Linked DNA regions of Homo sapiens: region 1 is linked to region 2. The links are chromatin contacts, found by Hi-C or POLR2A ChIA-PET in ENCODE. All regions are on one chromosome and are shown on one strand. Each heading gives the region's core, a stretch centred on a gene start or an enhancer-like site at or near the end of the contact. The rest is flanking DNA. Distances are from core to core; before and after follow the strand shown. Region 1 overlaps LOC124903657 (a long non-coding RNA gene). Region 2 holds the start of ARL6IP1 (ARL6 interacting reticulophagy regulator 1).

Region 1 (2,980 bases), core at 345-2,844, 330 kb after region 2:
TTAGCAGGCCACTGCACATACGGATAGCCCACTCCAAGGGAAGGATCAGGGGAGAAGGGATGCGAGACCCTGGAAGTAGGCCAACATATAAAACCCTCTGTCAAAGGTCAAATGGGACACTTGAGAGGTTAAGTATCACCTCCTAGGACTATTGCCACGATCTCTGTCTTGTAGGGTTTCATGCACTTGGCCCTGCTCCAAGGGTACTCGCCTTCCTTTAATTCCTGCTCTAAAGCTTTTTAAGAAACTTTCACTCCTGCTCTGAAACTCGCCTGTCTCTCCTTCTGCCTTCTGCCCCTCAGCTGAATTCTTTCTCTTGAGGAGGCAGGAATTGAGGTTGTGGCAGACCCGTATGGATTTGCCAGGGTAACACCAGGATGCTGAAGAGAGTGCCTATCATAACCCCATTTTGGAAGACCCCATTGGGACCCTACTGAATAATGATTGAATGCTAACTATGTGCCAGGCCCTGTGCTGGCACAGGGGATAATAGAGTGGTTAGCAGAGCAAACACCATCTTATTGGCCTGCAGTTTACAGTCTGCTGGAAGAGGCAGCCACTTGCCAATAAGCACGCCAGTGAGCACTAAATAACTAACAGAGGGCCAGGCATAGTGGCTCATGCCTGTAATCCTACTTCTTTGGAGGCCAAGGTGGGTGGATCACTTGAGCCCAAGAGTTCAAGACCAGCCTGGACAACATGGCAAAACCCCATTCTATAAGGAACATAAAAATTAGCCGGGCATGGTGGCACACACCTGTAGTTGCAACTACTTGGGAGGCTGAGGGGGGAGAATTGCCCGACCCGGGGAGGTCGAGGCTGCAGTGAGCCGTGATCGTGCACTTCAGCCTGAGTGACAGAGTGGTGAGACCCTGTCTCAAAAAACAAACAAACAAAAAACGAAACTAACAGAGGTAAATGCTTTGAAGGAAAGAAACCAGTTTTTATGACACTGTGAGTCAAAGGGACCTAGTGCAGCATGGGGGAATTAGGGAAGGCTTCTCTGAAATCTTGAAGCTCAGCACACTAGCCCATGGGGGTCTGTTTCAGGGTGTCACCTTCGGGAGCACTTACAGAGTGAAGCTCTGTGACAAATGCTGGACACACACAGTTCTCCTTTGATCATTGCAATAGTCCTAGGAGGTAATACTATTATAATAGGAGCCCCAATGTACAGAGGTGGAAACTGAGGCTCAGAGGGACGAGATCATATGCCCCCAGGGCATTTAACAAGGAAGTGCAAACAGGGATTTGAACCCTCATCTGCTGACTCCAAAATTAACGCTCACTGCATTTCCTTGGCCCTTGCAAAGCCAGCCAAGGAAGTTAGTCATACAGGAAGTAGCCCCTCAGAAGTCCCACAGCAGGAGATCAAAATGAAACAAGCAAGCAGATGTTTACAAGCTGCCTGGAAAAGCCACCCACCACAAGAGCAGGGAATCATTCTCCCTCTACCCCAACCCCTCCTTCAAAGCTCCTAAAAAGCTTCCTTTTTCATTTTTACAGAGTCCCCTCTCCACCCCCTTTTCCCCCAGAGGACTGACTTCATCCTTTCAGCAGATGGGAAGGCGTGGGCTGCCGGCCCTACAGTAGCACAATCACCAATGATGACTTCCCTCCAATCTTAACCCAGATGAAAATGACAGAGACACACCAGCTCTTTCTTCTCTTGGCTTTTCCCGAAGCTTCCCTTTCCATTAGGCCACTGGGGGTTGGCGCCCGAAGCTTCCCTTTCTCACCAGAATAGAAGCAGGAAGTCTTGGGGTAGCTGCGTTGAAATGTTGGCTGGTACGAGCATGTTGTTTTGTTTTTATAGAAGGACTAAACAGATCCCCCACACAGACACAATACACATTCAGAGGCATGATTCCCATATAGATACACATGTGCACACATGCACGCATAGATATACATGCTTGTGAGTCACACACATTCACTCATAGCTAACACTTGTATAGCACTTACTGTGTTCCAGACAGTATCCTAGGTCAGGGCAAACTGTGGACCATGGACCAAATCCTGCCTGCAGCCTCTTCGTGTAAATAAATTTTATTGGAACACAGCGGCTCTGTGTTTAGAGAGAGTCAGGCCAAGGAACAAGTGACCCAGATAGGTCAGAAAGTGACTCTGGGAATCTAGAAGGGTGTGAGCCAGGCCTGGATTGGTTTTGCAAGAATGAAAATGGCTTTCTTGTTTGTTTGTTTGTTTATCATAGAAGTGATATATGCTCACTGTAAAAAGTTCAAGTATACAGAAATGTCTAGGAAAGAAGTAAAGATCTTTGGACACCCCTAGAAACTCAGGCCAAAGCTTCCCCACTTAGCAATCAGGAGTGGGAGAGAGGGGTTGCCCATCCACCCCTGCCTATCCCTTCAGGACAAAAACATCAATTCCCATGACCTCATCTGCCTGCCTTGAGACAGTGGGTGTTGGGGACAATGGCAGGATGTGGACTTCCAATGTAGCAATCTGACATCAGCCTTAGCCTGGAGCTGGGTAGTGCCCATGATCAAAGCCCCTGGAAGGGACCAGTTCAGCTTGTATCAGAGCCATCCTTGGGGTGACTAATAATAATGATTTTGATTGAACATTCACTACTACCAGACACCACTCAAAAGATGAAATTAACTCATTGAATCCTTGTGACCATCCTAGGAGTTAGGTACCCTAATGCTCTTCTTACAGAAGATGAAGCAGGCTCAGAGAGGTAAAGTAATTTCCCCAAGGTCACACAGCCAGGAAACAGCAGAGCCAGAACTGATGTCCCAGTGATCTTGTGCCAGAGCCATGTGCTCTTCCTCACAAGGCTGATGTGATGTTTGGAGGCTGGAGGCTGGAGTATTTAGAATCCTCAGTATACAATTGAGGAAATGAGGTTCTGAAAGGTTGAGTGACTTGCCTAAGGTCATACAGCCAACAAGCAGGAGCTCCAGGAAAGAAGTTCAGGGTCATGTGACTTCAGAGCTGGTTCTTAGTGCTG
Region 2 (2,759 bases), core at 144-2,643:
ATGCTTAATACTAGTGAAAGAGACTACTATGTGTGGGCACTCTGCTGAGCATTCATATTTATACTTCAATTAATCTTCCTAACAACCCTTAAAAAAAGGTGTTATTACTGTCCCCATTTTACCAAGGAGGAAACAGATACAGAGGTTAACTGATCTGCATCCAAGAAATCCACGACCAAAGGCGTTGCTTTCCTTAGAGTTATATTGCTCTGCTGGAAGGAGAGTTGGGAAGCAGGAGCTCTAGCCCAGGATTTGTCATTTCAACAGGGCTTGAGCTACTTCTCTGTGCTTCAATTAATCCTCTTAAAAAGATCCACGCTGAGAACTAACTATGCTAGAAGGAGCGTGTGTTTAAAGGAACAAACCATGCATTTCTAAAAGCAAATATAAAATCACGCACAATCAAAACTGCCCTGAAGTCACGTCATTGGCCAGCGTCTGGGGTCTTGGAAGTTCAAAAGCCCCTAAGTAAATTCTTTGGTTCCGTTTTTCATTGCTGGTATGTGACCTACAGTCACCAGGGAAGGGCAACTGAGAATATGCAAGGATATTTCTCTTGTTTTTTGCCCACAAGGTGCGCTTAAATTCATAACAAATAAAAATGTGTCCGCCTATGATACCATCTCACTGCAGTTCCTTCGGATCCCTGCTTATTACTCTAAAGCTGTTTCCAGTAGTCCTGTGACCCCACCCCCGCCAGACTTCCAAATTCCAGACAAACGCCAAGACATCCCATTGTCTGTTCAGCTGGACCCCGCTCCCGGTTCCCCACGGTGAGCTCGCAGCCTCCCTGTCGTTTTAAGTTGTACCAGCTCTAAGATAAATTCTGGGCAGTAGCCCTTTGACCCTCCACCCTTGTCCAAGTTTTAGGGGGAAAAGAAGGCAGGCACATCCAGGTTAAGATCAAAGACGGGGAAAGCCGAATACGGCTGGGGCCTGAGCCGCGAAAGCGCTGGACAGGCCCCAGGAGGCCTTCTGCCCCCACCCGCACCCCAGGCTAGTGTCGCAGCCCCTCTGCCTCCCACTTCCTCCTCGACTCCTACTCGCGGTGATGAATCACGCGCCCTCCTCGCCCCGTCGCGCACCGTCCCCAGGAAAGGTAAGGGTTCGACACCCAGGAGTCACCCAAGAAGCCCGAGGGCCAGGCATCGTCGCCTGCCCAGGGAGAGAAGGGCCGGGCCCGCGGCGGGTGACAGGGACGAGGCCGCGGTGTTTGAGCCCACGGACGTCTGGAGGCCTCGCTCGGCTCCCGGGGGACAGGCAGCCAGGACTCACCAGCAGGTTGGTGCTGCGATTATCTCCCTCCGCCATCGTCTCGGGGATGCAGTCTCTACAAGCGCAGGCCACCTCCCCAACGAGTCCTCCAACCGAAACCCGCACACCAACCACAACCCGAGGGAACGCCCCGCAGGCTGCTTATATGGGTCGGCCGCCCTTCCCGACGGCCCCCGCGACGCTCGCTCCTCATTGGACAGACCGAGCTTACGCCTCAAGGAAGCCGGGCCAACCGAAGCTCAGCGCATGGCTTGAAATCGAGGTCAAAGGAGACAGAGGCAGCGCCGGGCCGAGGGGGAGGGGACACGGAGTGCCCAATCAGCGCCCAGGGACTGCGCGACGCCCCGCCCAGCGCTGTGGGAAGCGGTTCAACCGCCTCTGCAGGGGGCGCTGTCCCTCAGTGGTTCTCCGGCTCTTGCCGCTGCGGTGGCTTTGGGTCCCTCTTCGTCTGGCTTTCGCAGCCGAGGAGACTCTCTGGAAAATGGGCTACTCGAAGAGAGATGCTCCGTTGCCTCAGGCGGAGGGCGGGGACGCCGGGCCTGCGACACTTCATCTTTTCCTGGCCCCGAGGTGGCTGGGATCCGTTCCACCTTCGGCCCAGTTCCCCAGCCAGGCCCCTGAGCCGTTTAGCCCGGATTTGCGACCCGTGAGGTTTTGAGGACAAGTGAAAAGAGCTCTTTGTGTGGATTTTGCTGCAATGTTTCTCTCCTACCCAGTAGGAATGAGGCCTTAGCTTGCGCGGAAAAACCCAGGCCTGGTTTGAGAACGTGTGAAAATGCACCGCCTTCTAAGTGGCTTTATTATACGTGGATGTTTAAGTTACTTAAACTACAAGCTCCCTCTCCAAAAGGATTCTTTTTTTTTTTTTCTTTTTTTTTGAGACGGAGTCTCGCTATGTTGCCCAGCCTGGAGTGCAGTGGCGCGATCTTGCTCACTGCAAGCTCTGCCTCCCGGGTTCACGCCATTGTCCTGCCTCAGCCTTCCAAGTAGCTGGGACTACAGGCGTCCGCCAACACGCCTGGCTAATTTTTTGTATTTTTAGTAGAGACGTAGTTTCACCGTGTTAGGATGGTCTCGATCTCCTGACCTCGTGATCCGCCCGCCTCGGCCTCCCAAAGTGCTAGGATTACAGGCGTGAGCCACCGCGCCCGGCCAGAATTGTTTGTTTGTTTGTTTGAGACGAAGGAGTCTCGCGCTCCGTGGCCCCGGCTGAAGTGCAGTGGCGCGATCTCTGCTCACTGTAACCTCCATCTCCCGGGTTCAAGTGATCCTGGCGCGTCAGCCTCCCGAGTAGCTGGAATTACAGACGCCCGTCACTACGCCCGGCTAATTTTTGTATTTTAATAGAGACGGGGTTTCGCTATTTTGGCCAGGGTGGTCTGGACCTCCTGACCTCAAGATATCCGCCCGCCTTAGCCTGCCAAAGTGCTGGGATTACAGGCGTGAGCTACCGCGCCCGGCCAAAAGGATAGTTCTTGACACGA

What was found. Hi-C counts contacts between places; a loop is a spot of excess contacts on that map. ChIA-PET counts read pairs that join two places held with the same protein, here RNA polymerase II (POLR2A). Pooled maps may share reads with other maps.
Region 1: a loop to region 2 is called in a map with no recorded cell type, with 5 times the contacts of the local background. The contact joins the enhancer-like site here to the promoter of ARL6IP1 in region 2. A Hi-C loop is called at or near these places in 1 of 37 single-sample maps with no recorded cell type and 3 of 50 pooled maps. POLR2A ChIA-PET finds 5 or more read pairs at or near these places in 6 of 52 experiments (A673, AG04450, HEK293T and 3 more).

What each region holds. Positions count from the first base shown.
Region 1 is chr16:19,129,610-19,132,589 of GRCh38, forward strand. All of the region lies in intron 1 of LOC124903657 (a long non-coding RNA gene), which reads left to right. Among named protein-coding and RNA genes, the nearest start is that of ITPRIPL2, 17 kb to the left of the region's middle. RefSeq lists enhancers at 1,256-1,335, 1,258-1,552. Within about 2 kb of position 1,595, at least 24 of the 41 ENCODE cell types and tissues checked have a DNase peak (open chromatin) inside an H3K27ac peak, as active enhancers do; they include A673, where a contact is called at or near this core.
Region 2 is chr16:18,800,156-18,802,914 of GRCh38, forward strand. ARL6IP1 (ARL6 interacting reticulophagy regulator 1) reads right to left here and starts at 1,394. Exons shown (of 6, transcript NM_015161.3): 1 at 1,276-1,394. The coding sequence starts at 1,311. RefSeq lists enhancers at 898-1,017, 1,238-1,317, 1,698-1,937.